Linked DNA regions of Homo sapiens: regions 2, 3, 4, 5 and 6 are each linked to region 1. Evidence: chromatin contacts called from ENCODE Hi-C or POLR2A ChIA-PET data. All regions are on one chromosome and are shown on one strand. The core of a region is the stretch at or near the end of the contact, and the rest is flanking DNA. Distances in the headings are between cores, read along the strand shown.

The links. Hi-C counts contacts between places; a loop is a spot of excess contacts on that map. ChIA-PET counts read pairs that join two places held with the same protein, here RNA polymerase II (POLR2A). Pooled maps may share reads with other maps.
Region 2: a loop to region 1 is called in a pooled map, with 5 times the contacts of the local background. The contact joins two enhancer-like sites. A Hi-C loop is called at or near these places in 2 of 168 maps with a recorded cell type or tissue (GM12878 and Right ventricle myocardium inferior), 31 of 37 single-sample maps with no recorded cell type and 16 of 50 pooled maps. POLR2A ChIA-PET finds 5 or more read pairs at or near these places in 2 of 52 experiments (Caco-2 and GM12878).
Region 3: a map of naive thymus-derived CD4-positive, alpha-beta T cell shows a loop between it and region 1 (9-fold over the local background). The contact joins two enhancer-like sites. A Hi-C loop is called at or near these places in 1 of 168 maps with a recorded cell type or tissue (naive thymus-derived CD4-positive, alpha-beta T cell), 3 of 37 single-sample maps with no recorded cell type and 11 of 50 pooled maps. POLR2A ChIA-PET finds 5 or more read pairs at or near these places in 3 of 52 experiments (MCF 10A, activated B cell and activated T-cell).
Region 4: a map with no recorded cell type shows a loop between it and region 1 (16-fold over the local background). The contact joins two enhancer-like sites. A Hi-C loop is called at or near these places in 9 of 37 single-sample maps with no recorded cell type and 12 of 50 pooled maps. POLR2A ChIA-PET finds 5 or more read pairs at or near these places in 1 of 52 experiments (activated CD4-positive, alpha-beta T cell).
Region 5: a loop to region 1 is called in a pooled map, with 1.9 times the contacts of the local background. The contact joins two enhancer-like sites. A Hi-C loop is called at or near these places in 2 of 168 maps with a recorded cell type or tissue (Right ventricle myocardium inferior and heart right ventricle), 1 of 37 single-sample maps with no recorded cell type and 5 of 50 pooled maps. POLR2A ChIA-PET finds 5 or more read pairs at or near these places in 1 of 52 experiments (CD4-positive, alpha-beta T cell).
Region 6: a loop to region 1 is called in a map of B cell, with 8 times the contacts of the local background. The contact joins two enhancer-like sites. A Hi-C loop is called at or near these places in 1 of 168 maps with a recorded cell type or tissue (B cell), 3 of 37 single-sample maps with no recorded cell type and 8 of 50 pooled maps. POLR2A ChIA-PET finds 5 or more read pairs at or near these places in 3 of 52 experiments (AG04450, activated CD4-positive, alpha-beta memory T cell and activated T-cell).

Annotation. Positions count from the first base shown.
Region 1 is chr10:74,583,142-74,588,324 of GRCh38, forward strand. All of the region lies in intron 7 of ADK (adenosine kinase), which reads left to right. Among named protein-coding and RNA genes, the nearest start is that of ADK-AS1, 56 kb to the left of the region's middle. RefSeq lists an enhancer at 2,383-2,552. Within about 2 kb of position 2,455, at least 13 of the 41 ENCODE cell types and tissues checked have a DNase peak (open chromatin) inside an H3K27ac peak, as active enhancers do; they include B cell, GM12878 and heart right ventricle, where a contact is called at or near this core.
Region 2 is chr10:74,998,356-75,003,538 of GRCh38, forward strand. The region is part of intron 13 of KAT6B (lysine acetyltransferase 6B); the gene reads left to right. Among named protein-coding and RNA genes, the nearest start is that of SNORD172, 21 kb to the right of the region's middle. Within about 2 kb of position 2,461, at least 2 of the 41 ENCODE cell types and tissues checked have a DNase peak (open chromatin) inside an H3K27ac peak, as active enhancers do; they include GM12878, where a contact is called at or near this core.
Region 3 is chr10:74,974,566-74,979,748 of GRCh38, forward strand. It overlaps KAT6B (lysine acetyltransferase 6B), which reads left to right. Exons shown (of 18, transcript NM_012330.4): 8 at 834-1,765; 9 at 2,751-2,872; 10 at 4,659-4,774. Among named protein-coding and RNA genes, the nearest start is that of SNORD172, 45 kb to the right of the region's middle. Within about 2 kb of position 2,691, at least 4 of the 41 ENCODE cell types and tissues checked have a DNase peak (open chromatin) inside an H3K27ac peak, as active enhancers do.
Region 4 is chr10:74,895,914-74,901,096 of GRCh38, forward strand. All of the region lies in intron 3 of KAT6B (lysine acetyltransferase 6B), which reads left to right. Among named protein-coding and RNA genes, the nearest start is that of KAT6B, 72 kb to the left of the region's middle. Within about 2 kb of position 2,323, at least 3 of the 41 ENCODE cell types and tissues checked have a DNase peak (open chromatin) inside an H3K27ac peak, as active enhancers do.
Region 5 is chr10:74,289,835-74,295,017 of GRCh38, forward strand. All of the region lies in intron 3 of ADK (adenosine kinase), which reads left to right. Among named protein-coding and RNA genes, the nearest start is that of ADK, 140 kb to the left of the region's middle. Within about 2 kb of position 3,222, at least 8 of the 41 ENCODE cell types and tissues checked have a DNase peak (open chromatin) inside an H3K27ac peak, as active enhancers do; they include heart right ventricle, where a contact is called at or near this core.
Region 6 is chr10:74,852,960-74,858,142 of GRCh38, forward strand. The region is part of intron 3 of KAT6B (lysine acetyltransferase 6B); the gene reads left to right. Among named protein-coding and RNA genes, the nearest start is that of KAT6B, 29 kb to the left of the region's middle. RefSeq lists a silencer at 3,111-3,321. Within about 2 kb of position 2,077, at least 9 of the 41 ENCODE cell types and tissues checked have a DNase peak (open chromatin) inside an H3K27ac peak, as active enhancers do; they include B cell, where a contact is called at or near this core.

The sequences.
Region 1 (5,183 bases), core at 1,205-3,704:
TAGAAGCTTTAGCAGTATAAGTCTTTATGTTGTGATATATTGTATGAAAAGAAATACACAGTGGATAGTTCTTTATTGTTAAATTTCAGCATGACTTAGTTATGTCACTGCTACAGCTGTTGCAGACATTCTAGTGGTAGGAGACTTTGACTCAATATTGTTTTTCTCACCTGAGGATTCTAGCACTATTTAATACTCTTATTTTAGTGTCAGAAACAATCATTGCTTCAGAATAACAGAAGACATTGTGAATTAAAACTTCAAATAAATTTCATGCAAAGGATAATATCTCCCGGTTAATCTGTGTTGAAGAAATGGTTGACCATAATCAGGTATACAAAGCCATTTAGATAGCATATATCTAAATTTTCTTTCCAGAATTTGCTTACCCTCTGATTTGCTGACCACACTTGCTTTGAAGTTTTGGTTTTTGTTGTCTTGCTATGTTGCCCAGGCATGTCTCAAATTCCTGGACACAAGCAATCCTCCCACCTCAGCCTCCCAAAATGTTGGGATTACAGGCATGAGCCACTGCACCTGGCCACTTTGAAGTTTTTATTAACATAATTTGAATGTGAAATTACCTGAGTTTTTCTTGTTAACCTCATGTATAAAATGTGGGATAGGGAATCCAGGCACTGCTTACTTAGCTTGGTGCCTCTGGCTCTCATAAGACTTTTAATAAAGGTGTCAACCAGGTTTGTAGTCATCTTGCTGCTCAGCTAGGGGAGGATCTTCTTCCAAGCCCACTCATGTCCGGTCACAGCCCTCAGATCCTCACTGGTTATTGATCATGCACCACTCCATAGTCCTCACAACATTGCAACTTATTTCTCCTAGAGCGAGGGCTCAGAGAGAGAAGGCTTGTGATCAAGAAGATGAACAAAACATACCATCACTTTTGTCATATATTTGTTAAAGCAAGTCACTAGGTCTAGAGCACATTCAAGGGGAGGAGAATGTACAAGGATTTGAATACCAGGTTCAAGGATCATTGAAAACCATTTTGAAGACTGCCTCCTACACATATAATCCACAGATGGGACAGATCATTAAAGTACTCTAGGTGCTCTGACACTCATTTGTTTATCCTGAGATCTTAACAAGAACTTGAATTCAATAGGCAAAATGATTTCAGTTTCACATAAAGTATTTCATTTATTCCTAGCAACAATGCAACGAAATAGGTATGGTTAACCCCAATGTTATTGATGAAGAAATTGATGTACTGAGTGACTGGCTCAAGATTACATAGCAAATAATTTGTAAAACTGGGACCTTAGTGTAGGCCTTTTGATTCTAGACCCTGTACTCTTTCCATTGGCTATAATTGCTTCCTACCAGTACTATGTTGCACTTAAAGCCATTCAAGGAGAATATTATACCTCTAAATTTATATACAATTATATGAATTTTTATTATACAGAGATTTTTATACATATATGTAGAGAAAGACAGACACCCCCCTGTCTTAATCTCTAACCTATACCACTCCGTTTAGGAGTTATAGTATTATTGAGTCAAAGTCTAATATCATTATAAGGCCTGTAACAGCTGTAGCAATGACACACATGTACACAGATGCTAGCAGCCTAAAACTACACTTAGGAGGTAAATGTTTGTTGCATGGAGAGATGAAGAAGCAAAGTAAGAAAACAGACCTGGTCTGGTGGCTCCATTCCCCCTTGGCTTGTCAGTATACAGAAATCATTGTGTTTCTATATAACTAGTAACAAATAATTGGAATTGCAGTGAGTATGGGCAAGTTATGGTTTTAGTTTAATATTGATTATAGATAATTCTACTTTATAAGTAAGAACTTGTGTTATCAGATGAAATATAGAGAAAGTTTTCTCCTCCATAGTTGTCTTTCATATACGCAAACATGCACTTGAGTTTCTTTCCTTTCCTGCATAATCTGAGGATTGTGCTTTTTAATAGTGGCTTGCTGATCCCTTTAAATAGCTCTTAATGTAAGTATTCCATAGTTTTCATTAATCTGATTAACATAGTTTTTCCCTAACCTCCATTCAAAAACTATATTTGGTTGTTGTTTTACCCTGGTTGCTGAAGCAGCAAGCCTACTGCAAAACCTAAGTGGTGTGGTATAGATGAGAGTCTAAGACTTTAATTATATGTCATTTTATTCACAACACTCAATTCCAGGAAGGAAAAAATGGGTCTGTTTTTGTAAAGGACATATTATGTGAGTATCATTCATTGTAAACCAAAAATGATACTGTATTATAGCATAGACAACAATGAGAACTGATTCTGAAAATGTGACCTGACTGAGAAACTGAGTAATAGTGAAAGTTATCAAAATGGAAAAAAAGCGTTAATGTGAAATCCAGCCTTCTCAGAAATACTCTTTCCTGGCCTGTTTAGTTTTGCTTTTGTTGCTTGTCATGCATGAATGAAAGTGCTGTACTCTCAGGGGAGCAGGAAAGCCTCTGTGTCGGTTGTTTATTTCCTTAATCCCTCCTCCTTTGTGATTTTTGATGTCAGATCTAAAATGGAAAGCCTGTAAATATAATGATTATCACACGGATAATCACCTGCATTAGGAACCGCCCTGCTTTTCTATTCTAACCCGAGCTGTTCTCCACATGTCACATCCACTCTGTGGTTGGATTTTAACCTGACTGCTTCATTAGATTTGTGAAACTCAGTACGAGGCGCCCTGGGGCAGCACAGATGGGGACTTGCTTGTTTTCTTTTCTCACTTTTACTGCAAAGGCACACTAAAAAGTCCTTTTCAATTTAGTGCGATCAGTTCACTTGGAATTATCTCTGATATTTGGAACCTGTCTTGCTCTTCTGCCCACCAACTATGCCTATTCTTTCTTCCTTACTTTCTGACCTAATGTCTTTTCTTTCTGCCTCTGCATGTCATGAATCTGACAACTAAAATTCTGCTTACAATTCTTACTGGGTCAAACTGTTCCCCCGTGTTGTTTTGTTTGTTTTGCTGACAGGGAAAAATAAATGTTGTTCCATCATTGTACCTACAAACACCTTCAGATCAGAGGTTAGCTGTGGGAAAGTCTGCAGTGATATGAGCCAGCTGCCTTCTCTAATGGAGTGACTTGGGGCACCAGTCCAAGATCAGAGGAAGGTGGGAGGAAGTCAGAAGATAAGATCATTTTAAGCCACAGAACAACAAGCTTAGCTTTTCTAGTGATAGGGCACAGCTCAGCAAACCTGTGTGAGGGGGCACTAAGACAAAAAATTGAGTTGACTTTTTTTAAGTACATCTTTCCTCAGTCAGAAATATGTTGATGCTTGAAATAGTTTACAGACATGGAAGTGTCCTAGGGCCTGGTTTCCTTAAAAGATAATGATTTGACATTTATATATGTGTCTTCTTGCAGTTAGTCAGCTCCATACCATAACAGATCACAGTTAATTTTTAAAAATAATTTTTTTGGGCTGGGCATAGTAACTCATACCTGTAATCCCAGAACTTTGGAAGGCCAAGGCAGGTGGATCACCTGAGGTCAGGAGTTCGAGACCAGCCTGATCAATATGGTGAAACCCCCATCTCTGCTAAAAATACAAAATTAGCTGGGCATGGTGGCACACACCTGTAGTTCCAGCTACTCGGGAGGCTGAGGCAGGAGAATACCTTTAACCCAGGAGGCGGAGGTTGCAATGAGCTGAGATCGCACCACTGCACTCCAGCCAGGGCTACAAGAGCAAAGCTCTGTCTCAAAAAAAAAAAAAAATATATATGTATATATATACACACACACATATTTATATACACATATATATACATATACACACACATAAATTTTTTACAGTTAATTTCTTATATTTGAGCAAAACTGGACATTAAAAAAATTTTACTGTATGTGAATTTTGAGCATTTATGGCTTAGTGCAATTTTAGTCCTACACATTCTTCCTTTGAACTTTGTCTTACAGTCCCCTGGGGTTCTCTCATGTCTCTGATGAAGTTCCATATAAATAAGTGGTTCTAGTATAGCTTTTTTGTTGTCTTTTTCATATAAGAATTTGCTTGGTTCAGAGTGACAGCTTGGGAAGCACTACATCAATAGCTTTTGAACCTTTTCCTATTCCTTGATATCACCGCCAGCAAATGTTACTGACTATGTGATGTACAAAGTTCTAACCTTGCTTGCACAAATTGACCAGTTGTCAAGATCAATATTTATTTGCTTATTTTTGTCTACATGAACTAAGGGTAACTTGGTCAGGCTTATGTTTCTCTAGTAAATAGCGTAAGGAGTTGTACTTTCAACTTAACACTTCCTGTTGACTTCAGTGTTTAGCTGTAATCATACATTTTGACCTTTCTAAATCCTCAAAATGGTTCTCTAACCTATATGTTATTAGTACATTGGACCATAGGTGCATACATGTATTTTTTTCCCAATGTTTTCCCAAATTTCTGCTGAAGACACTGACTGTACTTTCTGCCTTACATGGCTTGATGCTACAGTCGTTTTAGTTGAGTTGGATCTGCTCACTACTCAGGCTCAAATCCCATCCTTCTATTAATATCTCTTGGCAAAGATAATTTTGGAAGAATGTGAGTTAAGATGTAGAGACTCTTGACAGTTGTCTGCAGTTTTTTTTTTTTTTCATTTTCAAGAGGGAAGTAGAGTTGAAAAGTAATATTGCCTCCCTTTTCTATCTGTCCTAAAATTAAAGTATAAGCACAAAGAGTGAAGAAAGGGAAAGGATTTGATTACACATATGTATTTTTGTCATTTAGTAACCTGTTATAAGAGCCTTAGGGTATATAATAATCATTAGATTGTGTCCTTAAGATATTTAAAATCTAGAAGAACTTTGCATATTAAAATTTTTTAACCATACATATTTTTAATGCTCAACTGTTTTTACCCTGTCATCTTATATTAAAGAGGATTTTTGGACTGTTTATTATAAAAAATTTCAAACAAAAAAGGAGACATTGGACCCCTACATAGCACATACATCTAGATTTAACACTTGTTAACATTTTGCCACTTTTGCTTCATTTTAATTTTTTTCTGCAGTATTCTAAAATAAATTACATATATCATGACATTTCATTTCTAAATACCTCAGGATTCATCTTAAGAATTAAGGACTTTTAAAATCAAACTGATAATTCCTAATATTACCTAATTTTCATTTCAGATTCAAATTTCTCCCCTTGTCCCAAAAATG
Region 2 (5,183 bases), core at 1,211-3,710, 420 kb after region 1:
TATTATGTTTTAAATAGTGGACTTCTCTTTTTGCCTCCCTCCCCCAGCCCCTGATTATAGCAATATGGACTCATAGTAGAAAGTTAAAAAAAAAGGTGTAATTAATAGAAGAAAATGTCACCCAGAGAGTTAATGTTTTGGTATATTTGTCCTTCACACTCATTATTTACAACAGGTAAAAAACTAAAACAGACTTGATATTTCAAAGGCAAGAGAGAACCATTCCCACGAGAAAGTTATGGCACATCCATATAATGGAATATTATTAGCTGCTGAGAATTATGTTCTGACCAGGTGCAGTGGCTCATGCCTGTAATCTTTGGGAGACTGAGGCAGGAGGATCACATGAGCCCAGGAGTTCGAGGCCAGCCTGGGCAACATAGTAAGACCCCATCTCTACAAAAATAAATAAATGAAATTAGCTGGGCCTGGTAGCTTGTGACTGTAATTCCAGTTACTCAGGAGGCTGAGTCCTCCATTAAGGATGGCTTGATCCCAGGAGGTCAAGGCTTCAGTGAACTATGATTGCACCACTGCACTCCAACCTGGGCAATAGAACCAGACCCTGTTTCTTAAAAAAAATTATCTGGGAATTTGTAATGCTTGTGATAAGCAAGTGGCTTTCAAAATTATATATGTAATATGTTCTCAATTATGTAAAAAATATGCAAAGCAAAACAAATACATTTCTAGATGACCTCTGGAATTAGAATTACAGATACTTTTTATTTTCTTATTTATACTTTTTGCTGTAACTAAAAAGAAAAGAGGCCAGAGTCAATGGAGGCCTGACAGTGAGGATGCATGGAAAAGAGGCAGGTCCTGTTCGTTCCGTAGCAGGAGCATGCCTGGTGCAGAGTGGTGCTCAGAAAATACTGGTATTTATTGAATGCATAACTGAGCTTGGAGAGATAGTGAGCGCAGCTTTATGTAGCTTTCACTGTGCGTTTGGATGTCTACGTGCACTTTGCACAGACTCCAGAGCTCAGCAGGGGGTCTGCATTAGAGGGAGCAGCTGGGAGTCGTGGACATGCGGTGGTAGCTGAAACCATGGATGTGGGTGAGGGCAACCAGGGGGAAGTGTATAGGGAAACAGGGCTGAGGGTGGAGTGCTTGGAGTGTTAACATCTAAGGGACTAATAAAGAATGAGGAGCTCGCCAAGGAAATTTGCAAAGGGCCCAGAAGTCAGAAGAAAATTGGGAGATAATGGTGTTAGGAAAACCAGAAGAGGTCAGTATTTCAACAGTAACAGTCACAATAATCATCATAGCTGCCACTTCTAGAGCCCTTGCTATGTGTCAGGCACTGTTACCGGAATTACACACATTTACTCACTTAGTCCTCACGGAGACCCTATGGGGTAGGTTACTGTGACCATCTCTCTTCTGGGACGAGACACTAAGAGACTTGTCTAAGATCATCCCCCAGAGATTCAGTGCCCCAGAGAGAAAGTCATAAGAAGTATTCTTTGGACAACTGTATATTAAGTGCGATTAAAAGTAGATTCAAAAAGCTTTTGACTGTTTTATTCTGTTTGGTTGGGCGTAGCGTCTCACGCCTGTAATCCCAGCACTTTGGGAGTCTGAGGTAGGTGGACCACTTGAGGTCAGGAGTTCAAGACCAGCCTGGCCAACATGGTGAAACCCCATTTCTACTAAAAATACAAAAATATGGATGTGGTGGCATGTGCCTGTAGTCCCAGCTACTCAAGAGGCTGAGATAGGAGAATCACTTGAACCTGGGAAGCAGAGGTTGCAGTGAGCTGAGATCACCCCACTGCACTCCAGCCTGGGCGACAGAGCAAGACTCTGTCTTTTTTTTTTTTTCTTTTTTTAAAACAAAGCAAAACAAAACAAAACAAAAGCTTGACTGTCAAGGGCTGGGGACACAGGAACCTAGTTGTCTTTATTTTTAAGCTGGAGAGCCTGGAGCATGTGTATGTACATCAGTAGGGAAAAGAAAGAGCAGCGCTGATGGAAAAAATCGAGGGGAAAACAAAAAGCAACATCCAGGCAGGTGGTTTATTACAAAGTCTGATCTGGCATTTGATGAAATTCAACATTCTCTCCTAACTAAAATACTTAAACCTACTAACTAGAACTATAAGGGTTCTAAATCTCAGATTAACTTTTTCTTTTTTATCGGGGGCAGACGGACGTGTAACTAACGCTATAAAGGGTAAAGGACAGCTGGATCCAAGTCTACAGACTTACGTCTATAGTTTTTAGAGACCAGATAAACTTGCCATTAATATTAATTAATGGCAAGTTCGTCAGTTAAGTTAAATATCAGTTAATTGTACATTCAGGCATTTCTAAAATTAGTATGTTTGTGGAATAATCATAAAAATGTGTCAGCAGTTTCAATTTTTGGCTTTCTTTATTCAGTATTAAAATATTGGGCAGTCCTTCATGGAACAAGGCTGTAACTATAGGAAGCAGAAGTGATTGAATGAATTAGGCATTCACTTCGGGGAATTCCCTTTGCTGGCTCTTCATATGTTGAGGGTTTCACCTTAGCTTTTGTGAGGTCCGTGTGCTATTTAAAAACTGAGTCTATAATTAATCAGCGCTGCTAGAAGATGGTGCAAATGGCCCAGTTTTGTGCCTCCAGGTTATGAATTTGGCTCTTGTCTTCAGTGTGGTTTGCAGCGTCCTTCTACATGTCCCCTTTTTTAGAAATGATACTCCCCTCCACCCCTGCCCCCCACACACATATACAGCCAACCGGATTTAAGGAAAGCAGGAACTACAATAAACTTTTGAGGAAAGATGCTTTAGGGTATGATTTAGTACCTTAGTTCCTTTCTCACTTGAGTATTAATCAGTGTGGTTTTCTGCACCGTCGTTCTTTCCTCCTCTGGTTTAATGACAGAGATTTCTTCTTTAGGTGCCACAACCACCCACGTCCGTAGAGATCCCCGGGCTTGTTTCTCCTTTAGCCTCTGAATAGTTCTTGGCTGATTTCTTGAGGAAGCACCGCATTGGAAGAGAAAAGCATCTTCTCTTTGGTTTCCTGCTCCCTGCTTCTCTGCCCTTTTAAGTCCATAAAGCGAATTAGGAAGAAAGCCACATACTTCATTTCTACCCAGGGGGGTATCATGTCAGGAGGCTAATCATATCCACTCTCTCAGAGAGAAAGCTGCTTCTTCCCAGAATCTTAGATGCAAGCTACTGGTTTAAATGTTGTATTATATGATGGCTAAATACAGAAGTACGTGTCATAGTAGTTCAGGTTGCCAGCTACTACTAGTTTTCACAGTCTGCCTTCAGTGGGCTATTTTGTTTAAAAGAGCTTCCACTTACAAGCTTTTCAAAATACAATTTAAGTGAAACTTAAGAGTGTTTTTAAGTAGAGACTAAGTGGTTTCATCCTACCTGAAAATTGCCTTCTTGAAATAAATGTTTGATACCCACTGGCCTATCTCCTCTGGAAAACAGGAGTTTTCATTTAGAAGTCCAGTTGGTTGGATTCCAGTAAGCCGTTTCACCTGACTGTATTACGCCCCCTGGAACCAGGGCTGTGCAGGAGCCACCGGCTTCTCCCAGAGGGCAGGGTGAGCACAGTATCAGGGCACATGGCTTACCCTCAGGAGCTGCATCCCAGCCTCAAGGCCCTGGTGAGAAACTGTGCTCTCCAGCAAGGGTCTCTGGCCGTCTCTGCACCGTGTGGTCAGCTTAGGGCTGTGCCTCCCAAGACAGGACCTGAGGATGGGTATGGGTAGCAGAGATATTGCTCCCTTTGCTCCTGGGTGTCCAGAGCTCCAGTGCCTGTCACCTCACCTCTAGCAGCCTCAGGAGCTGTGTAAATTCTGTCATATACATGATGAGGGAGATCATGAAGCACTCACTTGAATCATAAAGTCTGTCTGGGGGAGGCTGCAGAGTAAATATTCCACTTTCCCCACTTACAGGCCCCACAAACAAGCCTCAGAAATGTGTTTGGAGGGACCATGACAGCATCTCTTAGGGACTTGTGTTATTTAGTTTTCTCTCTCTCTCTCTTTTTAGTGGCACTAACCAAAAAAAAAAAACAACAACAAACTAGGCTAAGCAAGTGCAGAGTCATTTATAAACTTGCATAGGTCTTTTATATACAGTCATTTATCATTTAAAAACTGAGATTCATTTTGAGAAATGCACCATTAGGCAACTTCATTGTCGTGTGAACATCATAGTGTATGTACTTAGACAGACCTAAGTCGAAGTCTATAGGTTACTACACACCTAGGCTATGTGGCATAGCTGATTGCTCCTAGGTGACCAACCTGGACAGCAGTTACTGTACTGGATACCGTAGGTGTTAGTGGTTGTAACATAATGGTATTTTTGTATCTAAACATATCTAAATATAGAAAAGGTACAGTAAAAATATGCTGTTATAATCTTATGGGACTACCATTGAATATGTGGTCCATCGTTGACCTAAACATCATTATGTGGTGCATGACTGTATTTATTGTTGATTGCCCATGTCTTTCACCAAAAGTAAGCTTCATGAGAGTGTGGACTTTGCTCTTTGCTGCATTCTGATCTTCTAGAAGAGCCTGGCGCTTAGTAGGTTCTTATTAATTGTTGAACAAATGTTAAATTAATTATGACGGGAAGAACTTTTAAAATGTGCTTTCCCTTCTAGTGTGTGATTCTTAGGGACAATTTTATTTTATTAGAACATAAACCATCAGCACTGGTTTACTTACTTCCAAATGATGCTAGGTATGCCCTGTCTTCTTTCGAGGTCTGGTACTTTTGCTGAAATGCAGCCTCTATCTTAAGATCATTTCAGTTGCATCAGAAAGAAGATGTCACTGCCTGCTCTAAACCTTGGGCGGAGAAAGCAGAGCTGTGACATAATCCACATTTGTACATAGCAGGTTGAAGAGACACTTAAATCTTTTGCTTACTTTTTCTCTTATCAGATAATTCATTTCTTGATTGCATTTATTTTTGAAAGGAAAATACCAGCTTTAGCCATAAGAAGCTGTCAAGAAAGCTTCTCTTTGCTTAGCCTTCCCAGCAGCTACGCTCCTGGGTGAGTGCAGTCAAGGCAATCATTAAAGAATAATAAGTTATGCTTTTGAAATGGTGCTCAAGTACTTCATAGCCTTTTCTAAGATAAGGAGCCTCCCACCTTTGCCCCCATGACACTTGTTGGAAAATACTGGACCAGCAGCTATATCCTT
Region 3 (5,183 bases), core at 1,441-3,940, 390 kb after region 1:
CAGCTGTGTTAGCGAGTGACCTCTAGTTTCTAGAACTACTCAACAGTATGGGCAGAACCAGGGTACAAAGATTCTGACGCCAAGTGTCTGATAATGACCATGGTAAATGTGCCGCTTCTTCACCAGACTCTCCATGTCATGTCTGACCCGCTGTAGCTTTTCTTTAATCATTTCTTCAGTTTTTTGCTATTGTTGTCCTTTTTTCAGCAATATTTTATGCTGTAGTTAATTGTCTTCTCTCCTAAGAGAGTATTATTGGTTATCTTACCATCCTAAGCACAAACTGCTGAGAGGAAGAGGATGTCTTTTTATGTTTTCTTAAAAAAAAGTACAAATTTATAGCCATATCCAAACTCTATTTATATAAGTTTGCAAATTGAATTAAAAATTACTTTTAACTAGAGATTAGATAAGCTTCTTCTTTTGCTTCTGGATAACACATATGACTTATTTCCTCCTAATACTTTAAAAAAGACATTTCAGGAAATCATAACTACTTGTGACAACACCAAAGGATAGCTTGTTTTTATTTAATTATAATTAAAGCATTGGGTGTTCTTTTAGTCTCTTCAGCATTTTTCTTGCTTATATTGCCCTTGGGTCCACATGGATTCTTCCAGTACCTGGTGGATGGGCCCTGGAAGAACCATGACATGTAAATGCAGTTGCTGCTGCCTTTCCAACAGAGAAACATCTAGGTGGTGGCACACACAAAAAATACAGTTCTTAAGTTTAAGCCCATTGAATGCATCTAGTTGCAATAAATTTGTTTTTAGATACCTTTATAATTCTATTTATTAAATGCTGATACTATTCTCTAAATTTCTGCCTAGGTCTGTAACCAGTGATGAAGGATCCATGAATGCATTCACAGGAAGGGGGTCACCTGGTAGGGGTCAAAAGACTAAAGTCTGTACCACACCTTCATCTGGTCATGCTGCATCTGGGAAGGACTCAAGCAGCAGATTGGCTGTTACAGACCCCACTCGGCCTGGTGCCACCACCAAAATCACCACCACCTCCACCTACATTTCTGCCTCTACACTTAAAGTTAACAAGAAAACCAAAGGGCTCATTGATGGCCTTACTAAGTTTTTTACACCATCACCTGATGGTCGCAGATCACGAGGTGAAATTATAGACTTTTCAAAGCACTATCGTCCAAGGAAAAAGGTCTCTCAGAAACAGTCATGCACTTCTCATGTGTTGGCTACAGGTACCACACAAAAGCTAAAACCTCCACCTTCTTCACTTCCACCCCCAACCCCCATCTCCGGTCAGAGCCCCAGTTCACAAAAGTCCAGCACGGCCACTTCTTCTCCCTCTCCCCAGAGTTCTTCCAGCCAGTGCAGTGTGCCCTCCCTGAGCAGCCTTACCACTAACAGCCAGCTGAAGGCACTCTTTGATGGGCTTTCTCATATCTATACCACTCAGGGACAGTCTCGCAAAAAGGGACACCCGAGTTATGCACCACCCAAACGTATGCGTCGTAAAACTGAATTATCTTCCACGGCAAAATCTAAAGCCCACTTCTTTGGCAAAAGAGATATTAGAAGTCGGTTTATTTCTCACTCCTCCTCCTCTAGCTGGGGGATGGCTAGAGGAAGTATTTTTAAAGCAATTGCTCACTTCAAGCGAACAACTTTCCTTAAAAAGCACAGGATGCTAGGCAGATTAAAATATAAAGTGACCCCTCAGATGGGGACCCCCTCACCAGGGAAGGGGAGCTTGACAGACGGAAGGATTAAACCTGATCAGGATGATGGTAAGCAAAAGGTCAAAGCTCCAACCAAACCTGCGTCCCGTCCCTTTCTCCCCAACCCTGAAAAAAATCAACCAATCAATTCCTATTTGTCACATAGGTCTTAGCTATTTCTCTTGTTCTCACTTCACTTTCATACAGAAGCAGTGAAACTTTGACCTTTTTCTAATGCTGACTAAACCTCCAAAATGTTGTTTTTCCAACTAATACTCTCCCACCTTTTATTATTTATTTCCATTCGTAGTGACACTAGGACCCCCAGATGCCTTCATAGCATTGCTTATGGCTTTGTAGTCCCGCATGAGTAGCCACTGCCATGCTTCTGCCATGCTCTCCCCCATGTCACCTCTGCAGCCACAGCGCTGTTCAGTTGTGTGCTGTCAGTGCTTCCAACAGGGGGTGTTTCAGCTCTTCCCTCTGCTCCATTGCTTTCTCATGACAAAGTTCATCCTGCTTCCGTCTCAGCAAAGCCTGATCTGTGACTCTGTGATGTGTGCTTTTGGATGTGAGTGTGTCTGTGTGTGTATCCACCTTAGGGAGAAAACGGATTTCATAATTTCATTGAACAAATTGGCCCATTACATTTGCTACCCTTTATCAAACAAAAACCGAAACTGTGTCATTTGGACAAAGTGGTAGAATTTATTATCTCAAAAGTGATAATGGGAATGCTATAACTAGACATCGATAAAACTTCTAATCTTGGTTGAAAAATATGATTTCACTTTGTATTGCTCTTACTTTCCCTCATATATTTATTAAAGCTGTAAAAAGATGACAGTGATAAATTCAAATAAAAATTTGAGTATAGCAGGGAAAGGATACTGCTGGATCTATGAGCAGTGCTTAGATGTAAAAGCTTATTTATAAAGCTTTAAAAAAAATCCCTATTTGCCCAGTATGCTAATTTGGTGCCATTTTGGTAATATATGGTGGTTACTCATGATTCAAGTCAGTGAATACACTTTCTGCTGGTTTTAAATGACAGATACTGAAATAAAAATAAACATCAAACAAGAAAGTGCAGATGTAAATGTGATTGGAAACAAGGATGTCGTTACTGAAGAGGATTTGGATGTTTTTAAGCAGGCCCAGGAACTTTCTTGGGAGGTAAGGCGAGGATCCCACATTGTAGTAGCAAGTATAAGATGTGGCTTCTAACTATTAATATGGAATTACTGTGTTGATTTTATAGAGAATCCCTTTCAACATCCTTTGTGATTCTTTAGCCGTTATCATGCCCATTTCTACTGACTGTACATTCAAAAGCAATGACTTAGTAGAATTGTCGCCACTCTTAAAAGTAGGTATGGACTCAGCTGGTCTCACAAAATAAAACAGAGTAGCATTAGTTGAGGCAGATTTTGGAAAACATTTCTAGGTGTGAAGGAATAGATTTCTGATGAGTTTTGCCTAAATTTAGAAAATAACAATTTAAAATCATTAACAAAAAGAAGAACATCACTGTTAAATTCACCGATGTTTCTTCCAACACAGATGGCCAGCCATATGAAAAATGTCTCATATTTTTAGCTCTTCTGCATTGATGAAAACAATATTTTGTTTCACAATCAGTTGTAGTCAGTTTTATTTTTATTGTCCAGTAATTTCTTTAAGTGATTCCACTTTAATTCTGCTTAAGTTATTACCACCCAGATATTGACAGGTGAGGCTGTCAGACTTCTCAAAGACGAATCTAATATGAATTGTGAATTTGTTGTGTCAGTGACTACATTCGGTTTCTATGACCAGTGTGGTCAGGTAGACTCCCTACCCAACCCCACTTCCTGTTTTGTGGGGAAGGGGTTTTCTGTAGGCTCTTAACGCTTTATTTTTAGTAGCAGCCAGTTGGGCTAAATACTCCTGACAGTTTCTACCTTCAGAGCTATTGGGTATTTCCAACCCTCATTCTGCCCCGATCTATCAGGATGCCTTGTATCAGCTTTCCTTTGGCTAAGATAAATGTCAGATTTCCCCCAGTTATTAAGGTTGGAAGTCCTTGAACCAGCCCAGGTTGGAAATGGAGCAGGTCAAAACTCCTACGTTGATCAGTAGTGGGATTGTGCCCTTGAATGGCCACTTTACTCCAGCCTGGACAACACAGCAGGATGCCACCTCTTTTAAAAAAAGATTCGAAGTCCTTAAATATTATCTTTTTTTGGCCTACTTCTGACATTCATATGTAAACATGAACAGTAGGCCATTATCTGAAAGATACTGCTAATTCTAAAGTTTTTTCATTCCAACATGGTAAAACTGGCTTTTTTTATTCAAGAAATATTCTTGTTCTGTGTCAGGCACTGTACCAGACACCAGGGATACCACAGTGAATCTGGCAGGCAGAGTTCTTAACCTCGTGTGGCTTACTACATGGAAATAAGGGAAATAAGAGGAGACAAATGCTAAGCTGCAGATTTCACAATTGATTATTTAATTACAGTTGTGATAAATACTACTTCGTGGAGGAATAGGAAACTGTAAGCTTCTGTAATAAATAAGCCTGTGTAATAGCCACATCATTTATAATCACCTAATTTCTAATCTGTTACAACAGATTGTTAAATCCAGTTCTATCGACATTTGTATGTATTTATACCATACTTATTTCCTTTGCTATATTGTTTCTTAGGGTATTCGTTTGCTGTGAATCTTACACAAAGGTAATGTTAGGTTGGTGCAAAAGTAATTGTGGTTTTTGCCATTGAAAAAATTATAAAAACAGTAATTACTTTTGCACCAACCTATTTCATAAGGGTCTATAGTGTTTTAAGGCCATGCAAATTCACAATTAAGATTAGTGTTCTGATCTTGATAAGTTTTGATAGTCACTGGTGAAAGAACCAAAATGTAAGTGAAGTATATATATTATTATTTTCCTTTTCTTTCTATTTGACAGAAAATAGAGTGTGAGAGTGGGGTGGAAGACTGTGGCCGGTACCCTTCTGTGATTGAATTTGGTAAATATGAAATCCAAACCTGGTACTCCTCGCCTTACCCACAGGAATATGCAAGGTAATGGAATAAGTCTGGCAGGTGTATAACTTGAATGTCACATATGTGAGAAAGGAAAATTCTTGATTCTAAAGCAGGAATTAGGGATGATTTTAGGAAATAAATTTTGGTAGTCAATGCCAAGTGCTTCCCAAACTATTGCTTTTGCCAGCACCTTTTTATGGTATTCCTTGTTCTCGGTAAATTCCTTATGCTCCTTAGTTACATGGGCATTATAAATTTTGCCATTTAGCTTCTAGATTGTGCTTTCTTTCCTTGGTTAATTGGGGAAATGTTGGTTTTGTATGAAACCAAATTAAAAAAAAAAAAAGAAATTTGCCATGGTGAATTATTGGGTAGACTTTCTTCTCCAGTTGTCTTTTATATTTTTTAATTAGGCCTGTTACTTTTATCTCTGATTTCTGGCATT
Region 4 (5,183 bases), core at 1,073-3,572, 310 kb after region 1:
TCTGTACCATTCCACACACTGCTTTTTTGTTGTTGTTGTTGTTGTTGTTTTTTTTTGCCTGAAATATGGGATATGTACCTTTCCCTCTTGTTTAACCTTGTTTTTCAGACTCCTTCTTTTTCTTTTCCTTTAAAGACTCAGCCCAGATGTGAAAATGTTCCAGTCAGCCAGTCAGCTGCTTTTCTCTCCTATAGCCTCTTAGGTACAGCCCAGGTTAGCACACTTGTCTGAAAGTATTGTGAGGACTTTTATAAACCCCCTCTCTCCAGGACCATATGCTGCTAGATCACCTAGCTTAGCTTTGCCTTTTTATTCCTCTTTGTCATGGGCCTACCATAATATCTAGTCCATAATATTTGTGTACTTTAGTTTTTTATTTATTTATTTATTTTTGAGATGGTGGTCTTACTCCATCACCCAGGCTGGAGTACAGTGGCACGGGATCTCGGCTCACTGCAACCCCCGCCTCCTGGGTTCAAGCTATTCTCCTGCCTTAGCCTCTGAGTAGCCGGGACTACAGGACACGCCACCACGCCCAGCTAATTTTTGTATTTTTAGTAGAGATGGGGTTTCACTATTTTGGCCAGGCTGGTCTCAAACTCCTGACCTCAAGTGATCCACCTGCCTTGGCCTCCCAAAGTGCTGGGATTACAGGCATGAGCCACAACACCCGGCCTATTTGTGTACTTTAAACGATTATGGGTAGAAAGAAAGAGCAAATGCCTTTTTAGAAATAAGATAACAGAACTTTTTACCAATTGTGCTTCCAAATATGCTTTCTCTTCTAATTTTATCTGCTAAGATTTTGGCAGCTAATTGTAGATTTTATGAACTTACATTGGGTTGCCTTTGTCTTCTGTTATAAAAGCAATAATTAGAGGAAATGATCCTTTTGAGAGGTTGTTTAATGAATTCTGCTTGTTTTAAATGTGCTGCTTTAAATCTTATTTCACGTAAACTGTACTAATGCCCAAATTATCTCACCCTAGATCAGCATTGAACCAAAGTATTATGATGATTAATTTCCTTCTGTTAAATCCCTTATAGTCTTTTCTTTGGTGTGTGTGTGGGGTCAACAATCAAAGAAAGAATTTATTGACTTTACATTTAATATGGTTTACTCTACTTGATTATATTGTTCAAGTGTGAATTTGTGTATGGTATAAGATTATGCCATACTGGGATTCTATTTTCTGTTAAACAAATAGCTTTGTGTTTTATTAACTGCCAGTGTTTAAATTTAATGGTTTAAGATTTCAGAGAGCCCTTTTTGTAAGTATTTGAAAGTTTTTATTATAATCCTGAGCCTAACCTTCTTCTGGTTTCACTGCATCCTTCTCCAGCCTTGAAACAAGCCCTGGCACAGACGCAAATCCTGGCGTGCACCACCTCTTCCTCTCCCCCGCTCCCCACTCTAACATGACAAGAAGTGTCTGTCCCAGAAGTAATCTGATTGTGCACCTAGAGTACCTGTTTTCTGCCTGGGGAAGAATGCACACTGCTGGACCTAGAGCGGTGGCAAAAGTGCCCTCTCCACTGTGGGGGCCACAGTGGTAGGCACAACCCTTATCCCTCAGCCCCATTAGTTAATTAAGTCATTTTACCTGCATTAAACTTTACGGGCAGAGAAAATTCAGTAAGTCACCACTACCAGGTGACTTTCTTTTTTATGTTACCCCCTAGCAAGGCATGTAGTTTGCATCCTACAGAATATAAAAGATGGGGCCAGCATCTATTCTGTGTCTTAGCAGTGAACTTCATCCAATAGATACTTGATTTTTAAATACTTTCACCTTGTGTCATGATTAAATCACTAAACAGGAAGTTTCAGCTTTTCTTTAAAGAAGTACATCCTATTAAAAATTTAAATGTCTTCATAACTGCTTACGCTCAGTAAATGAACACTAGGAATCTATAAACAGGAATCTATGGCTCTAAAAATTGAAATTTTGGGGGCTGTTTCATTCTTTAGAACTTGAAAACGCCATAGGCAATTAGCTATAATTCATTTGCAGATTATTTTTGCCATGTTAAATTAGGAATTTTAGCCATAGCAAGCATAACAGACAAGCACACTTTTAAATTATTTTGTTCAGCAAAACACCATAGGCCCTTATATGTGTTTGCTGGAATTTTTCTTTGTCAACAATAAATCTATATGTTTCTTTAGTTAAAAAAAAAACAGCAACAAAGTGTTTATTGTAGAATGTTTACTTTTTAAACAAACGTGAAAGGCATTGGTACAAAAAGGGAAAAGCACCTAGGATTTGGATCCTCAGTGGGTCCAGGAGTACAGCTTCCTTGTTCTGCAGTTACTGGAGGCAGTGTGGTGAGGGGAAGGATGTGGGCTTTGGACTGAGCTGCTGCTTCTACCTGTGCTATGACTTTGCACAAGTTAGGAGTAGCCTTTTTGAGCTTTGTTTTCTCCTTAGAAGATGACTAAGATCATGTTTGCACATAGCACATGACACAAACTCATGATACTGGTTTTGTTTTTTCTAACATTGTCTCAGTGGGTCTTCACTGCCTTCTTTCTACAATTTTTTTTTTTTAAGGGAATAGGGTCTTACTCTGTTGCTCAAGGCTGGAGCGCAGTGGCTGATCATTGCTCACCATAGCCTCAAATTCCTATTCACTGCCCTCTTATATAGTGGATAATGTGGGCGTTAGTCTCATGCAGTTAAGAGAACAGGTTCAAAAGAAGTTTTGAACTGTCTGTTTTATTTTCACAAGGCCAGTCAGTGACAGAGAAAGAACTTCCACTTGGGTGTCCTGGCTCTGTGTCCCATGGTTTTCCTACTGAAATACTATTACTGTGCTATAGCAGAAGAAAGAAGGCTAAGACAGTTCTGTGCTTACAGTCACCTTCAGTTTCAAATGTAATCATATCCTGGGGGAGGGGAAATGAAACTTTGAGTTTCATCTCCCAAATCATTCCTTTATTTAGAATCAACCGGCTGGGCACGGTGGCTCATTCCTGTAATCCTAGCACTCTGGGAGGCTGAGGTGGGTGGATCACTTGAGGTCAGGAGTTCAAAACCAGCCTGGCCAACATGGTGAAACCCCCGTCTGTACTAAAAATACAAAAAAAAAAAAAAATAGCCGAGCATGGTGGCAGGCACCTGTAATCTCAGCTACTTGGGAGGCTGAGGCAAGAAAGTTGCTTGAACCCAAGAGGCGGAGGTTGCAGTGAGCTGAGATTGCGCCACTGCACTCCAGCCTGGGTGACAGAGCAGTACTCCATCTCAAAAAAAAAAAATAGTATCAATGAATTCAAAGAAATAAAATGTTTTTCATGTACTCATGGAAACAACTATTTCTAAAATTCTAAATGAATTATTATTATTATTATTATTATTATTATTATTATTATTATTTGAGACGGAGTTTCTTTCTTGTCAGTCAGGCTAGAATGCAATGGCGCGATCTCGGCTCATGCAACTTCTGCCTCTTGGGTTCAAGGGATTCTCCTGCCTCACCCTCCCCAGTAGCTGGGATTACAGGCGCCTGCCACCATGCCTGGCTAATTTTGTATATTTTTAGTAGAGATGGGGTTTCACCACGTTGGCCAGGCTGGTCTCGAACTCCTGACCTCTGGTGATCCACCCACCTTAGCCTGTCAAAGTGCTGGGATTACAGGCATGAGCCACCGCGCCCGACCTCTAAATGAATTTTTAAAACTCCAGCATCTCACAAATGGTTCTTGAATAATTTTTCCTTAGCCTGCAGTGTTTAAGTTGGGTTTTGAAGGTTTTGTTACTCAATAGTCACCCTTTTTTGGGTGTAAGTTTGTCCTCTACTCCTGAGTAAGTAAGTGACCTTAGGGCAGTATTACCATGAAACAGATCTCACAAATAACATTGATACCAACATCATTATTTTTGGTCAAATGTTAAATAGTTAAAATTTGTCATCCTAGTCTATATTGAACTAATTTGAAATACCTTATATTTAAGCAAACTTTATTGTTTTTAACATAGCAAAACAATTAATAAAACTTTAAATCAATTACACATGAAACAGTAAGAAAGCAGTGCAAGATTAAAATCTCTAGGTAAGTGTTCTATAGTGTATAAGTAAGTTCTGTAGAACTTCAGAAAAAAGAGAGGTCAGTAGGATTCTTAGAGCAAAGTGTGATTTTATCTGTACTTTGGGTCAGAATAACTTTTCTGATTTTTTTTATTACTAACATACCTAAACACAGATAATGTTAACATTAATTAAGTGACCTTAGGGCAGTATCACAATGAAACATCTCACAAGTAACATTGATACTAACACAATTATTTTTAGTCAAATGTTAAATATTTAAAATTTGTCATCCTTGTCTATATTGAACTAATTTAAAATATCTTATTGAAATATATTATTAATTAATTCATATCAGACTTAGCTAGAGACACCTAATGTTCAAAACAGAAAGTAGAGGTGGATTGGGCCCAGTTGGCTCCAGTTGCTCAGAGGATGTGGTCAGTGCTGTTTTTGTACATCTTGAGCTCTGCTCACTCTGTCTGCGAGTAGGTTTTGCGTTTTGCTTGTTGGCTGTCTTGTTGGGGGTGGGAAAATGGCTGCCCATACCTTCTGCCAGGTGGGCAACCCCAAAGACTTTTCTTTTCCAGCGCACGTGTAGGAGCAGCCTGTTGGAGGCATGTGCCCATGCTTTAGACTGTCACCCAGGTCATGAGGACTGTGGTTTGAAGAGTGTGCTCACTCAACTGGCTAGGGGGTGAGGGCACTGTGTTTGACAACTGTCAAGGACTAGCGAGGTTCCCAGATGAAAGGGGGTGATATACCAGAAGAAGAGGCATGGGTGGGAAATGTGCATAGCAGTCCCAGCCAATAGCTATCACTGCCTACCACATAGTGCTACAAAACAGCGTAAGAATTATTCATTGAGTGCAAATGTTGGGGGAGTGGGGGTTAAACAGAGACCTATTCTAAGTGATTCTTGACTGTTTGTCCAGGTGTCATTCCTTGTTATAGGAGTTTTAAAAGCAGAAAATTCTCAACTGCTCATTCACCTAATACTCCATGAAAGTATATATTCTTGAGTGTCCTAAGTGTGTGTCCTTTGAAATGTTTATATATATAAAAGATATTTTAAGTATAAAATCTTAAATATCTTTTACACTTAAAATATCTTTTATATTTTATATTTGTGCTTTTATAAGTTAAAAAATGTG
Region 5 (5,183 bases), core at 1,972-4,471, 290 kb before region 1:
AAAAAAAAAAAAGGAAAGAAAATTCTCCTTTGTAGAAAAAGGAGGGAGGATGGAATGTATATTGTAGTACACCTGAAAATCCATACCTTTTCTTAGCCATATACACAATTAGTTTACTCTTTCTCAAGATAATATTTTTATAGTAAATTAGGATTCTTTGTTACAAGTGATGGGAAACCAAACTAGTGCTATGCTAGGTTAAAAAAAGGAATTTAGGGACTCAAGTCACTAAACTACTCACGCGCACACACACACACACACACACACTCACACACACTCACATAGGGGTTCAATTGGGCCTTAGGAATGGCTAAATCTAAGGTCTCAAAAGCTGTCAGTTTTTTTCCTTCGGTTCGTTCTTTGTCTCTGAGAGTTAGCTTCACTTTGTCAGCCTGCTTCTTTATACTCTTCCTGTTTTTCACTCTGACTTACTGTGTTTATAATTATCTTGGGTTAGTTTTTCTTATTGCTCATTTGGAAAAACTATCAGTACTTCTGATTAGTAATTTCAGATGTTTTTATATTTTAATTTTGTATGCAAAATAAGTATCCGTGATATTTTAAAAATATTTACTAAGTATTTCCCTAGTCTTTCTCTAAAGGGTAATCTCAAATGAAACAACTGGAACTGGATTCTCATTTGTTTAATGACTGAAGAAGTCTTCCAATTACTCTACAAACCATTGATAACTTTTGTTATTTGTGACCAGTATTCATCTAGTAAGATGTTAAATGCTTTTATGAAAGAGACAAGTGTTTTACCTAAAGAATGAGAAAAAAAAAACCCTAATTTTTTGTGAAGTTTTCTCCTTTTTTGCTGAGTGCTTAAAGAAAAAAAGTTTATGTTGTTTTAGGTTTTTCTTCTTGCTTATCACCCTAGGAACTAATTGTGTTACTTTTTAAATGTTTAAATTTAATTTTTCCTGTCCCTTCCCCATGCTTGCTAATTATGTTTTTTAAAGGTGACCCTTTAAGATGGCTCTTATAGAATAAAGAGAGACACTGAATTTTCTAATCTTGTGGAAGAGGTTATATTTAGCCATTGGTATTTTAAGTTGGAGCACTTCATTCTACTGTGCCTTTAGTTTATGAGTCATCTGGAGAAAATGGGCTGCTTCTTGCTTTTAGGAAGAGTCTGTAGCAAATAATAATAATAAGTGCTATGGGAGATTTTTTGCCAAATAATTTAAAATGGAAAATGTTTTGTAATATATTTTATTGCCCATATGTAAAATACGTACTAAAGAATATAGGAGTTTTTGGCTCATTATTATCTTTAGCTCATAAAAATAAACAAAAGAGGCTGGGTGCGGTGGCTCACGCCTGTAATCCAGCACTTTGGGAGGCTGAGGTGGGCGGATCACGAGGTCAGGAAATCAAGACCATCCTGGCTAACACGGTGAAACCCTGTCTCTAATAAAAAATACAAAAAATTAGCCGGGTGTGGTGGCAGGCACCTGTAGTCCCAGCTACTCGGGAGGCTGAGGCAGGAGAATGGCGTGAACCCAGGAGGTGGAGCTTGCAGTGAGCTGAGACCGCACCATTGCACTCCAGCCTGGGTGACAGAGTGAGACTCCGTCTCAAAAACAACAACAACAACAACAACAATAACAACAAAACCCTAATGTCACATATAACAAAAAGAAAGCATTTTCTACCAAAACATTATATAGATTGTTATGAGTTATAGGTAAGTGGAAAGCAAGCATAAACCATATGAAATTATTTTATATGCAGGATGTACAGCAGTGGTCAAATCTTAATGATAATTGTCAGTAACTGGGGAGAATATTGTGATTATTGAAGTATTGATTTTTTTTCAAATATTTTTATATTACATGTGGTAACTTTTTATAATCTTGTTTTATATCTACTTTAGTATGATAGCTTTACCATACTAGATATTCTATGAGGGGTAGACAGTTGGCAAAGGATGTGATATTGATTCTAATTTTGGCTACCTTTGTATTATGTGTATCATAATGATTTCACGCTTCAGTTTTCTCATCTGTACAGTATTTTGTTCTTCGTGACTTTTCTTGCAGGAATGAAAGGAGGTAGCATGGAACAAAGAAAAAAGTGTATCATATTGTAAAACAGGAAATTTTAAAGTCCTAGAGTTCAGATTTTAAATCCAAGATGTCATTTTTGAGGTAAATTTGTCAGGTCTCCCTGGGACACAGAATGACTGCATCACTAGAATCATGAGCCCGTGGGATTGTTTTTTTCTTTTTCTCAAATGTATTTATTTAACATCTCTCTCCCTCTCTACTTACCTACCTGCCTACCTACCTACTTACCTCTGTTGTGAAACTTTTGGGAGCTCAGTATTGTCTACTATACCAAGAATACCAGTCCTTTACTCATTTTTTTGCATTACAAAGATCATATGGAATATACTGGAGGGGAATTTAGGTCTTTTGGTTCTGTGTTAGAAGAGCCCATTTTGTTTTTCCCTGCATGTGGTAGTCGGTGTATAGGCCTGTTTCTGTGATGGGAAGATGACACCTTTTGTCAAATCTCTATCCTTTTTGTATGTCAAGGAATCATTTCTTTGCAGTGAAGTAGAGTGTGCCCTGTAGTATAGCACTCTGTGTCCTTAGTCATAGCAATATTGGAGGATTGGAGAGTTAATCATGTTTGAGAAGTTAGGGGACTTGTTCTTTCAGCATCTATTTAATGAATCTGCTTGTATTTTTGATATCCTAATGTGTCCCAACACTGAACTCCTAATCTTTCCTCTAAAACCTGTTCCACCTGCAGCCCTCTCTATTTCACTTGATGGCAGTTTTATCCTTCTCGTTATTCAGGATAAAAACCTGAGACTCATTCTTGTTTTTCCTCTTTCTCTTATATCCCACATCTAATCCTTAAGGAAATTATACTGGCACCACTTGTGAAATATATCCTGAAATCTGATCACTTATACCATCTAAATCGCTAAAGTCATCTGTACCCCCACCTCTCTTTTGTGCCACCATCATCCTTTGCCTAGATTTTTGCAGTAGCTTCTTAGTTACTTTCTTTCCACCTTTGCTGCCTTCAATATCTTGTCAGCACAACAGATTGGCGGACATTTTAAAAACGTAAGTCAGATAATGACACTCTAATAAAAATGAGAAAGGTTTAAAAATAGTAAAGATAGGAAGCCTGGACAACATGGTGAAACACCATCTCTACAAAACTAGCTGAGTGTGGTGGTGCATGCTTGTGGTCAGCTACTCAGGAGGCTGAGGCAGGAAGATTGATTGAACCTGGAAGGTTGAGGCTGCAGTGAGCTGTGATTGTATCACTTCACTCCAGCCCCCGTGACTGATTGAAACCCTGTCTCAAAAAAAAAAAAAAAAAAAAAAAAAAAAGGAAATATTATTTGCAGGTGAAATGGTTGTATTTAGAAACAAGAACATTTAAGTGGCAGGTAGTTACAGAATTGATACACACAAATATATTTTTTATACTTTTGTATGTTTAAAAAAGCCACAAATTACAAATTATGTTAACAGCAATATAAAAAGAATGAAACATGAGTGGGGTTTATTCTAAGCTGAGTTGTTCAAAATTAGGGTATCTATTAACATAATTTACGATGCTTCTCAGAGGGTTTCTGTTGTTCACTCAGTGACTGCAGACCCACTAGTACTAATGAACTACTCTCTTAACTTGTTATTGAACTACACCTTCTCCAATGAGTCTGAGTCTTTAACATTGCATACTCTTTTAATCTGCCTTGGGGTACTATATAGAGCTTTCTTATATCTTATAGTTACTCTTTTATTAGAGTTAAAATACTTCTTTATGTTAAACTTCTGTTTACCTTACTCTGTGATTTATATCTTTTGATTAGAAAAGACTAATGTACCATATTAGTAGGTTTTTGGATAAATTTTTATATTATTTTCATAGATGCTAGAAGAGCATTTGCCAAAATTCATCATTGATTCTTTTATTAACTTTTTGTGAATTAAAGTATAACATACATAGAAAGGTATAAAAATCATAAGTGTACAGCTGAAAGAATTACTGCAAAGTAAACATACTTGCTTAACTACCATTTAGTTCTAGAAATAGAACTTGGCCAGCAGCCCAGAAGCACCCCTCACCCCCACCTTCTTCCCCAAAGGTATCTTCTGTCCTGACTTCTAACATTGGAGATTACCTTTGCTGTTTTAAACTTTAAATATATGGAATCATATAGTGTGTACTTTTTGTCTCTGGCTTCTTTGGCTCATCATTATAAGCTTTATCCACATTGTTGAACATAGCAGTGCTTTTGTTCATTTTCTTTTCCATGTCCTATTCCATCATATGAATTTATCTCAGTTTATTTTTATATTCTACTGTTGATGATGAATATTTGGGTTGTTACTAGTTTGGCCATATTACAAATAATGTTGGTATGTGAACATTCTTGGGTGTGTCTTTTGGTGCTCATATGCACATATTTCTTTTCTTTCTTTTTTTTTTTTTTTGAGATGAAGTCTTGCTCTTGTTGCCCAGGCTGGAGTGCAATGGCACAGTCTCGGCTCATTGCAACCTCCACCTCCCGGGTTCAAGTGATTCTCCTATCTCAGCCTCCCAAGTAGCTGGGATTACAGGCACACGCCACCATGCCCAGATAATTTTTGTATTTCTGGTAGAAATGGGGTTTCACCGTGTTGGCCAGGCTAGTCTTGAACTCCTGACCTCAGGTGATCTGCCTGCCTTGGCCTCCCAAAGTACTGGAATTATAGGTGTGAGCCACCACCCCTGGCCCAAAGTGTTATCTTTAGAACAGCAGAAATGGGAGTTCCAGTTTTTCCACTGTTATTTTCTATCTTCAGACAAACAACTGTTTAGTTATACTGGTAAACTGGCAGTGGTATATCATTGTAGTTTTAATTGTATTTCCTTGACCATGACCACTAATAAAGTTAAGCTTTTAAAAATTTATTTATATGTTGATCAATTAGATATACTTCTTTGTGAATTACTTAAGTTTTTTACCCAGTTTTCTATTGGGTGTTTAAGAATATTTTATATTTATTTATGTATTTATTTTTGAGACAGGGTCTTGCTCCGTTGCTCAGGCTGGAGTGCAGTGATGTGATCTCGGCTCACTGCAGCCTCCGCCTCCTGGGTTCAAGTGATTCTCCCACCTCAGCCTCCTCAGCAGCTAGGACTACAGGCGTATGCCATCATGCCTG
Region 6 (5,183 bases), core at 827-3,326, 270 kb after region 1:
GGTTTATTCTGATTTTGTCTTAAATGACAAATATTTTATTCATCCTTTCTCTTCAAACATTATTTAACAAATGTACGTTTTAATGTTTCTCAAAAATGAAGGTCTATATTCTTTTTATATGTTTTATCTTTGTATGTTATTTCTTTCATCTTTTTTTTTTTTTTTTTTTTTCTGAGACAGGGTCTCACTCTGTTACCCAGGCTGGAGTGCAGTGGTTTGATCATGGCTCACTGCAGCCTCGACCTCCCGGGCTCAAGTGATCCTTGATCCTCCCACCTCAGCCTCCTGAGTAACTGGGACTACAGGTGTGCACCACCTTGTCTGGCTAATTTTTTTTTTTCTTTTTTTTGAGACAGTCTTACTCTGTTGCCCAGGCTGGAGTGCAGCCGTGTAATCATGGTTCACTGCAGCCTTGACCTTCCCAGGCTCAAATGATCCATCCTCCCACCTCAGCCCCCCAAGTAGCTTGGACTACAGGCACACACCACTACACCCAGCTAATTTTTGTATTTTTTGTAGAGATAGGGTTTCGCCACGTTGCCCAGGCTGGTCTTGAACGCCTGAGCTCAAGCAGTTCACACACCTCGGCCTCCCAAAGTACTGGGGTTATAGGCGTGAGCCACCGTGCTCAGCCTTTTATTTTTAATATATAAGAAATGCCTTTTTTTTTTTTTTTTTTTTAATTTGAGATGGAGTCTTGCTGTCTTGCCCAGGCTGGAGTGTAGTGGCATGGTCTCGGCTCACTGCAACCTCCGCCTCCCAGGTTAAAGCAATTCTCCTGTCTTGGCCTCCCGAGTAGCTGGGATTACAGGCATGTGCCACCACTCCTGGCTAATTTTTTTGTATTTTTAGTAGAGACGGGGGTTTCACCATATTGGCCAGGCTGGTCTCGAACTCCTGACCTTGTGATCTGCCCACCTCGGCCTCCCAAAGTGCTGGGATTAGAGGCATGCCCCACCACGCCCAGCCCATTGTTTTATCATGACAGTAGCAATGTGTTTTAATTGTAAAATTCTTGACTTTTTGTTTTGTTTATAAACTTCCTTTTCTTGGCCCTGTGCCTTAAACTACAGTAGATTAGGTGAAACTGTTCTCTGATCACACTAGCATTTAAAATATGAACCTGAATCTTCTCAGGTACTTTGATCTCTCCAATCTATTAATGTTTCTGAGTACATAAACATCAATTAGCTCACCAAATTAAAGTTAGCAAATGCGTCAGCCATGTAATTTGCATGTGACATTTTGAGTTAGCAGGGCCAAGAGGGAAGTATGTTTTTGTGAGTGGGTGTGCTTATCTCTCTGTCTTCAGGTGGTGATGGAAAGTTGTACATGTAAGAGAAGGAGTTGTGGCAGTGGATATGTGAAATGCTAACTGTACATATGCCTCTGCTTGGGGCAGAAGCACTTTACCAGAGAAGTCTCCAACAGTTGCAAACTACATATTCTTTTTCCTTATATAAGTGAATCTTTTAATTAGTGTAATATTATGTAGAGTGTATGTTTTTTCTGTTTTTTTTTAATGAAAGGTGATATTTTGATAAATCTGCAAAATGAGCAATATAGACAACATTTTAGAGTGAATGATACTAGATTTAAACTATGAGGCTGGTCTCTGCAAAGATACAAAGTAAATACTAATCACTGGTCTAAGCAAAATCCAGGAAGGATTTTTGTTAATTTGACAAGTGGGTTTAGAATTCTTTAGCCACTATTTTTTAGAAACCAGCTTTGTTCATACATCCTTTCTCTAATTTGCCTCACTTTTGATCTGTGATAAACCAGCTGCAATTTGGTTTCATTAACAAACTTAACTGGTCAACAGATGTTTTGGCTCTATTTTGTCCTTTCTATTAGAAACAGCATAGGCGTACACAGAAACCATGCTGGGCCTTTTCCTGTCTGTAGCTCGACAGGCGTTACAGAAGAGCAACCTAACTTTACTTACAAGTTCAATTTTTCTTCCTCAGTATTTTTATTATAGGTATACAAACATTGTAGTTTTGTCTCCCCCATCAAGTCGGTCTTTTGTTGTTAATCTTCCATCTGTTAGTCCAGTATACACTTCTCACCCTGCTTTTTAGCATTGCAAAATCTTAGCATGCAGGGAAAAAGGTACTATTGCAGGAGAGGTAATTGAGATATCAGCGACTCTTCCACAATTCAAGGGAAGGAGTGGAACTAGCCTGGTGAATTTAGATAATTTCTTCCGTCTTCTTTGATGTCAGTGAGCTGCCATATGGAGAGCAGTGAGGCCTGCAGGAAGGAGGTGAGCCTTGGTCTGGGCTGCCTAGGGTGTTCAGAGTGACATGGGCTGAGAGCCAGAGGCAGAGCTTGACTGTTTCTGTTAGTAGTTTCTGATGTGACCAGCCCTGCTTTTTGTCCAAGGTTTCCCTGTCATGCTTGCCACCCTATGGGTATGATGAAGTTTAAGAAACAGATCATAAACATTATCTTGGGAAAGAGAAACATAAGAACATATTAAAATCTAGTAATAAGGCCATTAAAAGATGACTCCCATTTGATATTTGACCAACTTGTTTTCAAAATTAGTATTGTAAACACTTCTGTCTTATAACAAAACCCAGCTTTAGCTGTTGAGCCTTGAGTTGTGAGTAAAGCAGCAGAAAACAGGATCTGCTAGTGGAAGAGTATTGGCTGTTTGAAGAACATCAGCTGTTCCAGGTAGACTCCTGGCAGTGTGTGAGCAGACCTGGGAAAGGCAGGCATGGAGGGAGCTAGGAAAATACTTCTCTCCTAACCTTTATAATTTATAAAATTAGAGTATTTCATAAATATTAAAAGAGTAGTACAGTAAACACTCTATTTCTTTCACATAGATTCACCAATTTTAACATTTTGCCACATTCTTTCTCTTCCTATATGTGTGTATATGTATATGTTTTTATACATGGGTGTGCGTATATATACAGCACATTTATATATTCACAATTTTGACTAAACTGTTGGAAACTAAATTACAAATATTATATTTCACCCCTAAATACTTAATAATATATCAAAAATGTTCTCTTATATACTATACTATTACGCAAAAAATTCGGCAGTGGAATGAGTGTTAACTGACAGTCCATATTTCCCCAAATGGCCCCAAAATCTCATTTATAACTTTTGACTTTTTTTGAGATGGAGTCTCGCTCTGTTGCCCAGGCTGGGGTGCAGTGGTATGATCTTAGCTCACTGCAACCTCCACCTCCCAGGTTCAAGCAATTCTCTTGCCTCAGCCTCCCGAGCAGCTGGGACTACAGGTGCGTGCCACCATGCCCGGCTAACTTTTTTTATTTTTAGTAGTGATGGGGTTTCGCCAGGTTGGCCAGGCTGGTCTTGAACTCCTGACATCAGGTGATCTACCCGCCTAGGCCTCCCAAAGTGCTGGGATTAAAGGTGTGAGCCACTGCGCCTGGCCAACTTTTGACTTTTCATCCAGGATCCAACCAAAGATCATATATTGCATTTGGCTGTCATGTCACCTTTAATAGAGAACAGTTTTCCCTCCTTTTTGCTTCTGAAGACATTGACATTTTTGAAGAGTCTAGGGTAGTTGTCTTGTAGGATGTCCCACAATTAGTATTTGTCTGACTGTATCCTCATGATTAGATTCAGAGTAAACATTTTTGACAAGAATAGCGTGTGGGGGTCTGGGAGTGGTGGCTCACACCTATAATCCCAGCACTTTGGGAGGCTAAGATGGGTGGACTGATTGAGCTCAGAAGTTTGAGACCAGCCTGGGAAACATGGTGAAACCCCGTTTCTACAGAAAATACAAAAAAATCAGCTGGGCGTGGTGGCATGTGCCTGTAGTCCCAGCTACTTGGGAGACTGAGGTAGAAGGATTGCTTGAATCCAGGAGATGGAGGTTGCAGTAAGCCAAGGTCACACCACTGCGCTCCAGCCTGGGTGACAGAGTGAGACTCTGTCTCAAAAAGAAAAAAGAAAAGAAAAAATACTGTATGGGGGATGTTGTATATTTCTTCTTGTGAGATACCAGGAGATAAATAATTTCAGCTTGTCTCATTACTGGTGGTGCTTAGTTTATCAGTTGGTTAAGGTGGCATCTGCTAGATCTTCGTTTATAAAGGCGCCTTTTCCCTTTTGTAATTAACAAGTAATCTGTGCAATGATACTTTGAAAGCATGTGAGTAACCTTTCACCCAGTGTGTATTAGTTTTCTATTGCTGCTGTAACAAATTACAGCAACTTAATGGTTTAACACAACACAAATGTATTGTCTTACAGTTCGGTAGGTCAGAAGTCCAACATGGGTTTCTTAGGTTAAAATGAAGGTGAGGGCAAGGTAATGTTCTTTTCTGGAGGCTCTAGGAGAGAATCTTTTCCCTTGCTTTTTTGAGCTTCTAGAGGCTGCGCATATTCCTTGACTCATGATCCCTTCCTCCATCTTCAAAGCCAGCAATGTTGCATCTCTCTGACTGTTCTTTCACAGTCACATCTGCCTCTTACCACAGCCTGGACAGTTTTTCAGCTTTTAAAGGATGCATATTATTAGATTGAGCCCATTTGGATAATCCAGATAATGCCCTTATCTCACAGTCCTTAACTTTATCATATCTGCAAGGTTATTTTGCCAGGTAAGGTTCTGGGCATTAGGAAGTAGACATTTTTGGGGGAGCCCATTATTTTGCCTGCCACACAGGGTTTAGTATTGTCACCTAAATCAAATTTTGCATTGGGGGTTGCAAATCATTGAAGGTTTTGGGCTATGGTGAACCATGATCAAGTCTGTTTAGAAAGGAAAGAGGGCCAGGTGCAGGTAGCTCACATCTATAATCCCAATGCTTTGGGAGGCCAAGGCAGGTGGATCACTTGAGGCCAGGAGTTTGAGATCAGCCTGGACAACATAGTGAGATCCCATCTCTAGAAAAAATTTTTAAAAATTATCCAAGTGTGATGGCACAGAACTGTAGTCCTAACTACTTGGGAGGCTGAGGTGGGAGGATTGCCTGAGTCCAGAAGTTTGAGGCTGTAAGTGAGCTATGATCGTGCCACTGCACTCTAGCCTGGGCGACTGAGCAGGACTCTATTTCTTAATTAAAAAAAAAAAGGAAAAAATAACCAGAAAGGAATTAATCACAGTTTATGGGAGTAATGCTAGCTGAAGGCCGGGGGTCAAGAGGCCTGAGTTTTGAGTCTCATGGTACATCCTG